Linked DNA regions of Mus musculus: all the other regions are linked to region 2. A link is a loop called in an ENCODE intact Hi-C map of the cell type or tissue named here. Cell type or tissue: left cerebral cortex. All regions are shown on one strand. Each heading gives the region's core, and the rest is flanking DNA. Links, peaks and the distances in the headings are about the cores only.

What was found. Peaks named below come from ENCODE experiments on the same cell type or tissue, not always from the same donor. Only the 100,000 strongest peaks of a DNase experiment are listed, where the experiment ranks them.
Region 1: a loop joins it to region 2, with 3 times the contacts of the local background. A loop is called at or near these places in 7 of 42 quality-filtered maps.
Region 3: it touches region 2 in a loop (2.6-fold over the local background); 4 of 42 quality-filtered maps call a loop at or near these places.

Annotation. Positions count from the first base shown.
Region 1 is chr2:5,088,414-5,093,746 of GRCm38, forward strand. No RefSeq gene overlaps it. Among named protein-coding and RNA genes, the nearest start is that of Gm39755, 12 kb to the right of the region's middle. In left cerebral cortex, for the core only: a CTCF peak has its summit at 2,151 (motif pointing right); a DNase peak (open chromatin) is centred at 2,157.
Region 2 is chr2:5,238,898-5,244,230 of GRCm38, forward strand. No RefSeq gene overlaps it. Among named protein-coding and RNA genes, the nearest start is that of Gm23118, 19 kb to the right of the region's middle. In left cerebral cortex, for the core only: no CTCF peak of the experiment used is centred there; a DNase peak (open chromatin) is centred at 2,778; H3K27ac peaks cover 1,000 bases.
Region 3 is chr2:5,165,121-5,170,453 of GRCm38, forward strand. The region is part of intron 2 of Ccdc3 (coiled-coil domain containing 3); the gene reads left to right. Among named protein-coding and RNA genes, the nearest start is that of Ccdc3, 30 kb to the left of the region's middle. In left cerebral cortex, for the core only: a CTCF peak has its summit at 2,940 (motif pointing right); DNase peaks (open chromatin) are centred at 299 and 813; H3K27ac peaks cover 83 bases.

The DNA.
Region 1 (5,333 bases), core at 257-5,256, 150 kb before region 2:
CTCATCTGTGGAATAGCACAGGGGAGGTGTTCTGAGGCAGGAGGTAGAGTGTAAGTTTGGGTACAGATCTATTTCAAAAGTAAAAGGTTGGGCTAGTGAGATGATTCAGACAATAAGGGAGTTTGCCACCAAGCCAGACAACCTGAGCTTGATCCCAGGACCCACATGGTGGAAGGAGAGAATTGATACCTGCAAGTTGGCTCATATGTAAAACTCAAACGCATGCGCGCATGCATGTGCGTGCACACACACACACTCATGCATGCATGCATGCACACATGCATACATGTGTGTGCACACATGTACACACACATGTTAATTTTTTAAGTCAAAGATGAACACTGAAGAAGGCTCCATCACCTTCAATATTTGGCTTCCAAAGCTATCTTGATATCAATGCCTGAGGGAGGGAGAACTGAGCAGAGGAGAGAACAGAGAGGGCTCACCTAAGGTCAGCACCACACACTGGGAAATGTCTTGTTTCAGCAGCCTGCCTGCACGTTGGGACCAGAGCATAGCACCCAATTTTGACAGTCAGTTACTTGCCTGACAGTTTCCCTTCTTCCATACTTCCACTTCTTCCTGAGTCTTTGTTCTCAGGAAGGCTGTGGCCTAACAATAATACTCTCCAGAGAGTGTCTTTGCCTGTCTCCAGGGTGCCTTTGTCTGTTTGGGCAGTTATAACAAAATACCATAGGCTGGGTGGTTTATAAATAACAGTGATTTATTTCTCAGAATGCTGGAGGCCAAGGTCTCTGACAGGCTTGGTGAGCTGGTGGCTCCTTTTTACTGTGCGTACGTCTGATGAAAGGCAAAGAGCTCCTATGAGTATCTTTTATACTAGTCCCATTCAGGAGGGCTCTGCACGTATGATCTAACATACAAATTGTAGAACACACAAATTAATATAAATACATGTACAGCAAGTAGCATGTTCTTAACTCACAGATGATACTCAGTAGTTGATTAGCTATTGATCATGATTGATAATAGAACTTCATCAGTCATACCAAGCTAGCAAATCTATCCCTTTACCACCAACTTATAATTAGTTAGCAAGTCCCATCTCTCCAACTTATGAGCACATGCATATTCAGAACCTTGTAAGTGGCAGATGTTTTAGATGTGGAAATCATAACACAAGGATTTGGATTTTTTTAAAAAAGGAAAACAAACCAAATTAAGAAAAAAAACAAAAACAAAACAAAACAAAACAAAACAAAAAACCAACAAAACATAGTCCCAGAGGGATCCAGTATGTTCATTGGCTTCAACTGCCATCTTGAAATGTGTTATCTATGCTTTGTTTACAATTCTCAGCTGGAAAGATTTAAAAGTTACCCATTCCCTCACCCTAAAACCAAGATGAACTGGGGTTAGATCTAGATCTTTCCATCCTATTTAAGCATTCCATTACCCGTTGTAATAACATAGCTGTATCCCTACATCTGAGTCTTCACATGGTCTTCTTGATTCTCATTCCTGTGTTTGCTTCATAGCTTAAAGCCAAAGGAAGATAAACCAACACCAAACAACTCCTGTGCTCCATCTTCACGGTATTTTGTTGGTGTCTTATTTAGGGTTTCTATTGTTGTGATAAAACACCATGACTCAAAGCAACTTGGAGATGAAAGCATTTATTTTACCTTATACCTCCAGGTAGCAATCCATCATTGATGGAAGTCAGGGCAGGAACTCAAGCAGGGCAGGTTCTTCAGGCAGGAACTGAGGCAGAGGCCATGGAGGAGTAGGTGCTGCTTACTGGCCTGCCCTTTATGGCTTATTCAGCCTTCTTTGACCATGCAGGGTCACCTGCCCATGGATGGCACCACTTCTGTGGCCTGGGTCTGTGCACATCAATCACTTAGTAAAACAACAAACAAACAAACAAACAAACAACAAAACGATTCCACAGACTAGCCTACAGGCAATCTGATGGGGGCATTTTCTCAAATTGTGGTTCCTCTTTCCAAATAACTAGCTTGTGTCAAGCTGACAAAGACTAACCAGCACAGCTGGTGTTTGTTAAAACTAAAAAATTAACAGTTTTATGGATATCATTGGTTACCAAACCAGGTAAGATTTGAGTGAAGTAGCTCCATTTTCTGATTCTTCTAATGTGAGTCCCAGGTCCAGTGCTATCCACTTCCAGTTTCTTCTTCTGAGCAGCAGATGGCACTGTGCACAAACCTAAACACTAAACAGTCTCTCTCTCTCTCTCTCTCTCTCTCTCTCTCTCTCTCTCTCTCTGGTTTTTTTTTTTTTTTTTCGAGACAGGGTTTCTCTGTGTAGCCCTGGCTGTCCTAGAACTCACTTTGTAGACCAGGCTGGCCTCGAACTCAGAAATCCGCCTGCCTCTGCCTCCCGAGTGCTGGGATTAAAGGCGTGTGCTACCACGCCTGGCTTCTAAACATTAAGTCTCCTACACTTTCACCATGTCCTTCCCAGGACTCCTAAAGATCCTGAGCCTTGTGCATCAGGCACAGTGTGCACTTTATGGTGGCCATCATGGAAATGACTTTCTCTTTTCTGTGTCCACAGCTGGAGAATATTTGAGGGTTTTCAGCATTAGGCTACATGACCAAGCTGTGGCTATGAAATGCAAAATGAAGTGATGTATACAACTTCTAGACTTGACCTCCAACAACAACAACAAATCCAAATCCTCATTTTATTTCTCCTCCGTAAGCTTTGGAAGTCAAGGGCTGAAGAAGGTGGAGCTGCCATTGCCCTGAGTCCTAGCAGGTTGTCTGGAGCCTAGTGCCCTCAGACTTGGACATGCACTGGGAGGTCAGAGGTGTAAGAATTAAAGTCCCATATGTTAGGGTGAAAATATAAGGTTTGTTACAGCAAACACTCAAACCTAATGAATATAAACATTAGCTGATAAAACCCCAACAGCCTCTCAACAGGGCATTCCTGCAGGGGACATTCATAGGAAATACCAAGTTCTGCAACAGGGAATTTTCCTTCTGAATAGGAAGAGACCATCCCTGTCAAGGAAATGTCAAAGCTCTCCCCACAACTCCCCCTTTTTGTTTGTTTGTTTTCCCTAAGACAATAGTTCTCTGTGTAGTCCAGGTTGGCCTTAACTTCAATCCTCCTGCCTCATCCCTCTGAGAGTTGTTGGGATTACAGGTATGTGCCACTACATTGTTGTTATTTAAGTGGGTTTTGTATAGCTTAGAATGGCTTTGAACTTGTTGCCTAGGCTTCATGTATGCTAGGCAAGTGCATACTAATTGAACAACATATTGCAATCCAATTCCTTCTAAACAGAAGTTTCATTTTTATCTATTAATAACTGATGTCAGTGCTGGAACTGATGCCAGGCCTTGTGCATGCTGGGAACGTGTTCTCCTGCTTAGCTACACCCGAGCCCTCGAGCCCTCGGTCAGTGTAAGCTTTAATGGCATTATCTCCTCAGTTGTTCAACAGGTGAGAAAGGGAGAGGGGGAGGGGGAGGGGGAGGGGGAGGTGGAGGGGGGAGGGGAAGGGGGAGGGGGAGGGGGACGATATCATGCTTATTTATTAGGAAGGACAATAAGCTGCCAAACATTTTGGAATAGAGTGACTCCTTCAACATAAACAAAGATCCTACAATGATCACAATGGGAGATTACCATCATGTTTGTTTGTTTGTTTGAGATAGGGTTGGTGTCCATGTTGGCCTGAAACTCACTATAGAGCCTAAGTTGCTCTCAAACTCTGTCGGTCCTTGTGCCTCAGTCTCCCCAGTGCTGGGACTATAAGTATAAGCTACCACTCTTGGCTCAACTATTTCTCCCTTTGCTGTACATGCCTCTCCACTGACAGGTGGATTCTGTTTCCCTCCCTTGGATCTGGGGTGTCCTCATGGCTTGCATTGGTCAACAGCATGGAACAGAGGCAGCATTGCCAGAATCCCATGTCTACATAACTTCTGCTCTCTCAGAGCCCAGCTGCCACATCCTGAGAACCCCTCTTTAGTTTGCGGAGGAGGAAGGTCATGATGGGGAGAACCAGAGGCCCAAGCAAAGACTAGCACCAGCTGTTGTCTTCTGAGTGATGTCTCCATGGGTGTTCTGCCCAGCTGAGCTCCAGCAGAAGTCAGCAGCATGTATGACCCGGATCCAGGAGAACTGGTGAGCTGAGCCCATTAACCCATAGACTCATAGGAAGCGATGGATCAGTGCTGTGGAGGAGGTCGGTGGGTAGAGTGCTTGCCTTGTGAGCATGAGGCCTGGCACTGTTTAGACCAGGTACTGTGTAGACTGGCACTGTGTAGACCAGGTAATGTACACATGCCTGTAATCCAGGTAATGTACACATGCCTGTAATCCTGGTGTGGGGAGGTAGAGGCAGAAGATCAGGAGTTCATGTTCACCCCTGAGCTGCAGATAGAGTTCAAGGCCAGTCTGGGCTACATAAGACCCTGGCTCAAAAAAGTCACTGAATGTGTGTGTGTGTTTATCCTGTGGTAATAGACAACTGAAACACAGGAGGGCTAATAAGTACTTTAAACAAGATGTGAACATCTCAAAGATGAGGCAGGGGTGAGCCATTAGTCAGAAGGACAGAAAAGAGAACCACCCAATAGGAGATACTGAATTCCCTTCTGACTGAGTCAGTTAGGCCGGGAGGACTCAGTGATCATCGAGATAAAATTCCTGCTCTCATGGAAGTTAAGGCAAGACTGAGGGAGATGGAAAGGCACAGGGCTCCTCTTCCAGAAGACCTGAAATGAGTTCCCAGATCCCACAGCAGGTGACTTACAGCCTCCTGTTACTCCTGCTCCAGGGATCTACAGACCTGCCTCTGGTCTCTGTGGGTACCTGTACACATATACATATATTACCCCCACAGATGCACACATACCACACACACACACACACACACACACACACACACACACTTACAAATTAAATCTTAAAAAGGAAAACAAATAGCTAGTTACTGGAACTGTTACTGAGTGGCAGACACAAAGAATTTATGAGAAGGGGGCTGGGGAGATAGCCCAGTGAGTAAAACTGCAGGTCCAAATGAAAACCTGGGCATGAAGCATACACCTCCAATTCCAGCTCAGAGGAGGTACAGATGGGAGGACCCCCGAGGCTCAAAGAGACTGTTTCAGAACAAAACAAAACACAAAAAGCAAACAAAAGAACAGAACAGGGTTAGTGACTGAGGAAGCTACCAGATGTTGACCTCTGGCCCTTGCAAGCCCATGCACACGTGTGAGCATATCACATGTGTGTGAGTATATCACATGTGTGTGAGCATATCACATGTGTGTGAGCATATCACAGGTGTGTGAGCATATCACATGTGTGTGAGCATATCATATGTGTGCA
Region 2 (5,333 bases), core at 146-5,145:
TTTCAAATTCATTATTATGTGTATATGTTTTTGCCTGCACCACATTCATGCTTGGTACCTATGGAGGCCAGAAGAGGATGCCAGATCCCCTGGAACTGGAGTTAGAGATAGTCATGAGCTGCAATGTGGGTGCTGGGAATCAAACCCAGGTCTTCTGCAAGAGAAGCTAGTGTTCTTAATGGCTGAATCAATTCTTCAGTCCTCAACCTATCTTATCATTGGCTCTCTACAGAATGGATGAGGTTGTCGATCTGTGGTATCATGTGGAACATAAACAGTGGTCTATAGCAACATCTTCTCTGCTGGTTTCCTGAATTTCATGAAGAAATTTCCAGCAGTAGAAAGAATGCTTTATGAACAAAGGACTGTCCTTGTGACATACCACAACAGAGTCTGGAATTTATGTTCTTGTCATCTCTTCTCTGTATCAGTGAGCAGCATGAAACCAAGACTCCAGATGTCCCTTCTTTGTTTCTTTCTGTGAGGCTGTTTAATGTCACTTGTAAATTTAAAACCAATCAGCCAAGCAAACATTTTCATATCTATATTACCTTCAACATGGCCCCTTAAGACATATCAAGGGGGCTGATTTTGTAAAAAACTTTCTCACATGCATCAATCTCTTCCAAATAGGAGTTTTTCCTAAATCCCACGGTCTTTTGCACGCCACATTTAAGTGTTTTCCTTTGTAAGTTTCATTTTGCCCTGGATTCCTCGAGGCAGTTGCATTAGTTGGAGTTAATAACTCAGACCCCAGTGTTTAGCTTGGAAGAGGCAAGCTGTTGCAAATCTCTGGGTTAACCAGCCCTAGGCTATGTGGAAAGTTTTTGTAACAGTTGGTGGGAGGAACCCACCTGGTTCTTCCCCTGCTCCCATTCAGGTAACAACTCACTCAGTGTCCCTGAGGCATAAATCTTTCAGATCCACTCCTTCTGCCTGTTTGCCAAGAACTGTATATCACAGGGGACTTCAGAGAGGAACGCAGCACATCAGTTAGAGAGAAATGCTTTTTTCTTTCTTTTCTTTTGTATTCTCCAAGAACCTTAGTAATTGGAAAGGACATCCATCCTGCTACCATTAGAGACTTTGCTTTGGTGTGTACACATGAGAGGCCATTGTGTGGCGGTCAGAAAACAACCTCAGGTGCTCTTCATCTTTGTTCTTCTCTGTTCTTCTCGTCTCGTCTCGTCTCGTCTCGTCTCGTCTCGTCTCCTCTCCTCTCCTATCCTATCCTATCCTATCCTATCCTCTCTTCTCCTCCTCTCTTCTCTTCCTCTCTCTCTCTCTCCTCTCTCTCTCTCTCTCTCTCTTTCTCTCTCTCTCTCTCTCTCTCCTCCCTCTCCTTACTGTGTTTCTTGATGGCGTGGGACTTGGCAAGTACACTAGCAGGAGAGCTAGTGAGTCCTGGGGATCTGCCCATCCCCCTTCACTGGCTCTTGAATTCCCAGTAAGCAGGAGTATGCCTGAATCGCCACCACCACCACCACCACCACCACCACCACCACCGAGAGTTCTAGAGATCAACTGGTATCCTCATGCTTTCAAGGCAAACACTTTCAAGGCAAACAAGAATTTTCTTGTCCTCTACTATCTCGATCATCAGTAGGAGACAGGGAACCCAGAAGCACCCCCTCCTATTCATGACATGTCTGATCATGACCAATGGCCTCCTTGTGGCATGGAGCATGTCATGAGTTAGGGGAAACTGAGAAGCCAGGACCAAATTTCATCTCAGGAAGAGTACACAGTCGTGGGAAAATCCTACCAACACCATAACTCCTGTCGCATAGAGCCCACTTCTGCTTGAAAACCCTGTGTTGGCTGCAGCTGTACGTTTTCCAACCACACATACCACCGATCAGTTTCCCTCTTTTCTCCTGGAACTCTCAGGGGCTGGATCGCCTGTCCTTTATTTCTGAGGTGGGAGTGGCTGGTTAAAGTGAGAACGCACAAGAGAACTCAGGTGTCTTTCACAAAGTGCCATTCTGGACCTCTGAGAACTATCTGAATTCAACTAATTTAAATAATTTTGGTGTCAGACACCAGGTTGGTACCAGTGAGTTGGACATTCATTTTGTGACTCAAATGCTCAAGGCTTTGGGCTGGGGGATTTGCCAAGTCAGTTTTCCTTACACTGGAGTTGTCTAGCCCACCTTTTGTTGGCTTTTTCTTCTGAAACGTGATAAATGCATCCAGATGTTTCTAGCACTTTATCAAACCATTGAGTGCAGGAAAGACGGTTTTTCATCTCCCCAAGAGTCATAAGCATTGGACATGACCTGCTTGTATCTCCTCAAATGCATCATCTCTCTCCTCCCACAAACTCTGACTTGTCATACCAAGAGGAACACTGTGCTAGGGCTCCCCTTACCTTCCTGTTGTCCCCTCCGCTGGCTAAGTTTCACACACAAATCAGCTCTCTTCAGAATAGACTCTTAATGTCAAGAGAACAAAAATTCAATATTTCAACTTCTCTCTGGAATTTTCTTTCCTTCCCTCCTCTTCTTCATCGGCTGAACACAGGGTACCTGCTCTTTGTACTTTCAGTAGATTTTGAGGCTCAAACTCAGAGAAATGGAGACCTGTGGGATAGTGTGGGCTTCATCCTTAGGAGGCAAGCTAGTGCCTCCCCCTCGCTTTATTCCCTGGCATGAAATGTGAACACAGGCTGGGTTCCCAGAATTCTCCAGGGTAATGTATTGAAACATTAAAAATAGACTTCTCCCTGCAGGGGACAGATTCCAATTAGAATTCTGAAATTTGTTCTCAATTTCATTTTCCACCGAAGGGACTAGATTTAAAATCAGGCAGCTGGCAAATTGCCACGCAGTTTTTTCAGCCTGCTAGCCATGACGTCTCATGAGAACAACTCAAAATGCTTATACAGAAGTCTTCGTTTCAGGAGCTCAGTGGGAAGCTGGATGGGCTCCATCTGTCTCTGGCCCATGAGCCTGTTAACGTTACACAGACTGTGGTGCTCAGTCACTGAGGCAAATGGCACATGCATCCAGTGATGATGGAAATTTACCAAGTGGCCTCTATGCCACCTGTTGACTTTGCCCAGGGTTAAGTTCACCGTTTTATTAACTTCCTTTTTGGTGGTATAGGGGTTAGAACCCGGGATCTCATGCATACCAGGCAAACACTCTACCCGGTCCTCAAGCCCTTTGCACACAGAGCCTGACTCCTTCTGATCTTTGTACAGATTCCCTTTCCTCCTGCTCTGAAACTTGGAAGCTCCTCTGGGAGCTTCTCCTTCACCACGCAGCTGATGACATTCCTCTCATCTTGCTTGTAGCTTCCTCCTCCTCTCTCCCCAGGCAATCAACTCTGTGGTCACAGGGCCCTGGTAGGCTTTGGGTTTTGACTATATTTTCCAGATGGTCATTTCCTGCTGTCTACCTGATCAGACCCTGACATGTAGCAGGTGTTCATTACATACTCATTGCATGAACATATAAATGAATGAATTACCTTTATGAAATACATCTTAAGAAAATAGCAGACTGCTTTCTTAGCACTTGGGAGGTGGAGGCAGGAGGATCAGGAATTCAAGGTCATCCTCAGATTCATAGCAAGTTTGAGGCTAGCCTGGGCTACATGAATGAGAGAGAGAGGGAGAGGGAGAGGGAGAGGGAGAGGGAGAGAGAAAGAGAAACACAAGATGAGAAACTGGAATCTGAAAGATCCAAAGACATGAAGTCACAGGCTGTATGCCTTAAACAGTACCACATAATTGATATGTGGTGAAGACAGAAGTCAGAACTAAGACTTACAGCTCAACTTATGTCTTTTTATTCATTTAGAATAAAATGTTTTAACTTTGTGATCATTTTGAGTGACAAGTTATATAACATACATGTTAGTGCATAGGTTGATGAATTTTGACAAATCCATACACCCATAGAGACACCACCAAGATGTAAGACAAGATATAGAATGATCCTATCACCCCGGAGAGCATCTTTCTGATTCTCAGGATTGTATCACCCTAATCTCTAGTACAAGGACAACCTTTCCATTGGTGCATCAGTGTGTGTGTGTTTATCAGTGTCTGTCTGTTTGTCTGCCTGTCTGTATATCTGTCTGTGTGTATGCAAGGCATACCTTTCACCATTAAAGCATGTGGCTTCCCCATACCTCATTTGCATTGCACAAAACAAACCATCTTTCCTATAGACTTATACTGAATAGTTGATGTAGTGTTGAGAGTGGCCTTCATTATTGTGCTGGTTTACTTGGGGCACCATAACAAAAGAGCACAGGATGTGTGGCTTGAATGATAGAAATTGATTCCTCTATAGTTTGGGATGCTGGAAACCCCAGATCAAGGCTCTGGAAGCTTGTTTTCTGGGAAGGCATTCTTGCTGGCTTACAGAAAGTCAGCTTCTCACTGAGTCTGGTCATAGCTTTTCTTACAGGCACATGCAGAGAGAGAGATGTCTGCTGTCTCCTCTTTCTATTAATAAAGACACTCACAGCTCACCCATTGAACACTAATTACCTGCCAGAGTCCCTTCCTCATGGCACCTCCATATTAGGAGCAGAGCTTCAGTTCAGTGCAGATCTGAAAGGAGGTCCGGATATACTATGTGAGGCCTTTGCCATCATCATGAGATCACACGCTAAGACGCCTCAGAGCTGAGATTTGCTCACAGAGATTGCTTCTGCCATGACCCTCCCTTGACTGTACCCAAGCCATCAAGTAATAAAAGTAGTAAACAGAAGATGTGTGGCTTCCCTTGTAGAGATTATGGTTTCCTAAGCAGCCCTGCCTTCAAGCTGTCATCTCAGCTCTAGGCAAGAGGTCAGCCAAGGCCGTACAAGAAAGGACAAGGCTTGGGGGTCAGCAGCCTCTGTGCTAGTCAACCTTCTACCACTATGACATAATCTTGAGATAATTAACTTATAAAGAGAGAGAGAGAGAGAAGATTATCTCGGTGTCTTAGTCACTGTTCTTTGCTTCGAACAGACACCACGACCAAAGCAACGCCTGTAAAGGAAAGTGTTAAACTGGGGGCTGACTTACAGCTCAGGGCTTTAGTCCATTGCCATCGTGGTGGGTATGAATGGCAATGGAGCAGAGGCTGAGGATTGCATTCTGATCTGCAGGCAGGTAGGGAGAGAGGAGAGGGAATCAGAAAGGGGGAGAGAAGACAGACAGACAGACAGACAGAGAGACAGAGAGAGAGGGAGAGGGAGAGGGAGAGGGAGAGGGAGAGGGAGAGGGAGAGGGAGAGGGAGAGGGAGAGGGAGAGAGAGAGAGAGAGAGAGAGAGAGAGAGAGAGAGAGAGAGAGAGAGATTGGCCTGGCTTGTGTTTCTGAAACCTCAG
Region 3 (5,333 bases), core at 257-5,256, 74 kb before region 2:
TCCGGCCTTGCTAGATTTTGATTTTTAGAAGTTCCCCCATCTCAGGCACCTGACTCATTTGTTTCATGACATTTGTGGATGTAGCACTGCTTCTAAGACATTGTAACTTCATGGGATGGTATGTGAATTTTGGGGATCAAACCCAAGTGGTCAGGTTTGCCAGCAAGTGTCTTTTCCCACCAGGCCAGCTCAGCAGTCCAGTCTTTGTCTTACGTGATTGGCTTACATCATTTAACGTTTGCAAGATGCATCCGTGTAGAACAGGTGCCAAGATTTCCTCTTATACACAGACCAGTTTCTTTATTTACCCACTGGTGGGCATTCGTGGTTGCTCTACCGTCTAATCTACTATGCCATCCTTTTCTTCCATTCCTTACCTTGTATCAGCCCCACAAGAAGCTTCCTTATCCTCAAGAGGAGGAGGGGATGCCACTGGGCCATATTCTCCAACCCTTGCTCATACACCCACCTTGATAGCAATGTATTGAACGGGGCACATGCCGGGCAGAAATCAAATCTCACTCTCCCTAAGAAATAGTCTTACTATTTCAGGAGTAGGAGAGAGAATGTCCTCATTGGACCTTAAGGATGGACATCTGGGACAAGGAGGGTGGGGGCAAAGCACTATATTTGACATATGCATGGGCTGAGCTGCCATGGAGAAACATTTGCAAATCACTTTCCTCATTTCCTGTTCTAGATTCAGGGGGAACCCTCTCCACTGGGAAGAGCTTGCTCTTCCATTCCTTCGTTCCCTGTAGAAAGATGGGGTGTCATTCTGGCCTGGGGTTTCGCAGCCTAGTCTGAGTCTTTCTGGATGTGAGCTCAGCTCCTGTCTCCACTGTGACTCATAACTTGAACTCCATCAGTCCTCTGAGCCACACCCTCAGCTTCCCAGTACCTCGTGTTCCCACCAGAGAATAGCTCTCTCTCCACTCTACCTCCCCCAGCCTCTGCCTTTTTATGGGTGGCATGAGGCTGAATTTAGGTGGAGAAAACAGTCTCGTGTATGGTTTCCAAATTCCACCTAGGTCAGCCCCCCATTCAGCTGGCTCTCCCCTCTGCTGCTGGAGATAAGGACAATAAAAACACATTCTAAGAGGAAAAACAGGAGGAGAAGAATGTGGGCAGCCCCTGCCAGCGGGGCAGTGGAAACCTCTGGCCTGTACTGAGCTGACCTGTGTTCTGCTCTCTGAGTTATGCCTCACTCGGGACATGCCAACCAGCTGGACCAGGCCTTTCTTATAAATGGAAACTCCAGACAGGAAGCTCGTGACTTTGGTCCTGTATTCATAGTGGGATGAACTTTTAAAAAAATATGTAAAAAAATATATATTTACCTCTATTAATTAATTAATTTATTTAAGAGGGGGATGGGGTCACGTGGTGCACATGTGGAGGTCATTCTACCATGTGGATCCTGGTGAGCCACTTCAGGCTTAGCTCTTCAGGCTTGGTGGTAAGCACCTTTATTGAGCCATATTGTTGGCCTGGGATAAGCTCAGCATTGTGGTGGCTTGGCTCTTCTGGGGGTATTGTGTCCACCACTTCTTATCTACCACCAGTAAGGAAGCTATTGATCACACTCGGCCACCTTTCTGAAATGCTGCCTAGTTTCTGGGGTTCTTTGATTTTCTTTCTCTAGCCTCTCCTAGCACAGAGGCCATGACCCCCATTTACTCACCCTGGTTATATGGGAGGCCTCCATATTGGAAAAACAGATCGGCTCTCACATGTCTCTGAACACACAGGACCTACACCAGCGACATTGCTAACATAGCTGTTCAGGGCTTAGGTTAGTCAGTTGTCTGGTCCCTGGTCTTTCCCTTTGCTCAGACCTCCTCCCATTTGGTGACCTTGCTCTACAGCTGTCTCCTCCATTCACTCTTGTGGCTTACCCTGTGGCTTGGACTGCTGCTGTTGCCAGTTCCAGGACACATGGACAGGTGACTAAGGACAGTACTCTGCTAGGATAACATTTTTGTCTCTTGTGTCTCCCTTGCCTCTCCTCTGTCCATCTCCTGTGATCACCTCTCCCTGTCTCTCCCTCTCCTCCCCCTCCCCCTCCCTCCCTCTCCCTCTCCCTCTCCCTCTCCCTCTCCCTCTCCCTCTCCCTCTCCCTCTCCTTCTCCCTCTCCCTCTCCCCTCTCCTCTTCTCCCTCCCTCCCCCCTCTCTCTTGGTGGTGGTGGTGATGGGGACAGCATTCTGCTATGAAAGCTCAGACTGATCTCATTTGTGTGATCTTACCTCAGCTTCCTGAGCATCACAGACATGAACTCCCACACCAGACAGCCCACTACTATTCTTCAAAGTGCTATAATCCGCACTTATAGTTAGCCTTGGCACTATACCTGTAACCAGACAGATGCCCAGGGTAAATGATGGATCTTGATATGCACAATGGTTTTGATTGTAGCCATGACTTTGCCAAGTGCTGTAGGATTTCCAGGGTTAATAGTATATTTAAAGATAGGCTTGTAATTGAATTGACTATCCAAATTTACATGTATTGTATATGACATGTCCATATTTATATACTATATTGTAAAATGGCTAAATTAGTAATCAACATACGTTGCCTCACATTCTTTTCTCATGATTAGAACATTTAAGACCTAACCTTTCTGCAATTTAATTAATTAACTAAGGTGACTCTGAAATTTTCAAATGAATAATATATTGTGATGAACTACAGTCACTGTGATATACCATAGAGTCTTAATTAAATTGTTTTAATATAAATATATACTACTTAAATATATAATTATGTATATATTTATTAAAATATTAGATATGTGATATTTAAATAAATTTTTTTCTAACTGATTTCATGTCTGATGAACAGCATACCCCCAATAATCTTTAGCCTTTGATAGCTGCCATTCTGGTCTATTTCTTTTTTCTTTTTCCTTTTTTCTTTTTTGAAAGATTTATTTATTATTATAAATAAGTACACTGTAGCTGTCTCCTGATGCACCAGAAGAGGGCATCAGATCTCATTACAGATGGTTGTGAGCCACTTTGTTGTTGCTGGGATTTGAACTCAGGACCTTCGGAAGAGCAGTCAGTGTTCTTACCACTGAGCCATCTTGCCAGCCCTGGTCTCTTTCAGTGAATTCTACTTTTTGATATTCCATGTATAACTGGGATCATGTGGCATTTGTCTTCTCTGACTGGCTTATTTTAATTATCATGTGTCTTCTAAGCACATCATGTCATGAGCGACTGCCCTAATTAGGGTTACTGTCCTAAGGGTGTACACAGGCTCCCTTCTCCCACTGGAACACCTACGTGATACAGTGTGTGGGAAGGAAAATCACAGGACAACCTCAGTTGTTGGTCCTTGCCTTCCTTCTTTGCCCTGGATCTCTTACTGCTGTGCAGGCAGGATGGTTGGCCTGTGAGCTTCTGAGTGTGACTCTATCTCTGCCTCCTATCTTGATGCACACTACTGTGGATATCTGACTTGATGTGGGTTCTAGGCCCTCATGCGTCTGTGGCAAGTGATCTCCTAACACCACCTCCCCAACTTGATACACACCGTTATTTAACAATGCCATCAGAAAGAGTGTTCTGCATGTGTCTCTCAGGTACATTTGGTCTGAAATATGGTTCATGTCCCTTTGGGCTGTGGCTGGTAGTCCATAGTTGAAATGGGGGACTGACTGTATTATAACCTCTCCTTGAGCCCTAAACACTTGCTTTGTCTGCTCAGGATTAAGATGTTGAGTGCATGTCTTTTTTCTTTTCTTTTTTAAAAAAATTATTGAAAATAGTTTCTTCTCTCATGCTACATCCTGATCACAGTTCCTTCCCTCCAGTCCTCCCAGCTTCCTGAAGCTCCCCTCTGTCCTAGGTTCACCCCCCCTCGCCCCAGACAGGCAACGGCTGCACCTGGAAGCTGGACAGGTCACCTATTGGAAGGAAAGAGTCCAAGAGCAGGCCAACGAGTCAGAGGCTTGCCTTTTTTTTTCTCTTCATGTTGGTCAGAAAAACTTTATTATTTTTACTGATCACTCTCCTTCCAAATGCTGGTTATTAACGTCTTCATGATCTTTGTGTACTCACTGGTAGATTGGTGTGATTCTAAATAAATTTAGATTCTTTCTTCGTCTTATTTATTTTCTTTTTTGTTGTCAAAGAATCATTTTCTTTATATTTAGAATATTTTGTAATTAAATTTTTTTATATATCTTGATCATGTTAGTCCCTTCCCCAGGGCCTTTCTACCTTCCCACCCACCTAACTTTATCCTCTCTCTCTTTTTCTCTGTCTCTCTCTCTCTCTGAACAAAAACAAAAGACAAAACAAACCCCACAAAAATGAAAATTTAAACAAGCAGAAGACCAATGAGACAAAAATATTAAACAAAGAGAAAGTCTACAAACATATTCCTGAGTTTGTTTTGTGTCAACCAGCTAACCTCTCCCAGGATGATTTAGAATGAGGAAGTGGAGGATCACATGAGAAAAGAAAGAAAAGCTCTACCTTCCCTCCTCTCCTCCTCTCCTTCCCTCCTCTCCTCCCCTCCTCTCCTCTCCTCCCCTCCTCTCTTCCCCTCCTCTCCTTTTCTCCTTCCCTCCTCCCTCCTCTCCTCCCCTCCCTTCCTCCCCCTCCTCTCCTCCCCTCCTCTCTTCCCCTCCTCTCCTTTTCTCCTTCCCTCCTCTCCTCCCCTCCCTTCCTCCCCTCCTCTTCTCCTCCCCTTCCTCCTCTTCTCCTCCTCTCTTCTCTTCCCAGTTCCAGGCTTGGGAGAATCAAGTCTCCAGAGATAATCACTTGCTGCTCTTGGTGTGTTCCCTGATGTATTTTGTCTTCAGGCTAGCTACCTTTCCTCATGATTGCAAAAGGACTGTAGCAGTTCCAGGGATAACTCTACACTTAACAAGACCTGAAAAAGAAAGGTATTTTCTCTTCTTTGTGACTTTTATGAAGAACAGCAAATCCGAACAATGTCTTTTTTCATAAGCCACCTTTCTAAAAATGCATCATGGGCCAGAAATGTCACATCTTTGACCCTAAAGGACCTTTGAACCTAAATAATCTTGTTTTTCTTAGACTAATTGCAAGGATAGGCCCTTTTCAAGTAACAGCCTTGAGAAAGAGGGTGGAGCTGAGTTGGGTGGTCAGCCAGGAGAGGAGATAGATGTAAGTCACCAAGTTAATAAGCCTCATGGGACTATGTGATGGGTAGATGTCATGAAACTTAAGTTAATGAGTTAGCTTACATAACCCTTAAATAGTGGGAAGTGCTTTGTAAGAACATTTGCTATTACTCATGGTGATGGTGGTGATGGTGGTTGCGATGATGATGATGATGATGATGGAGTTAAAG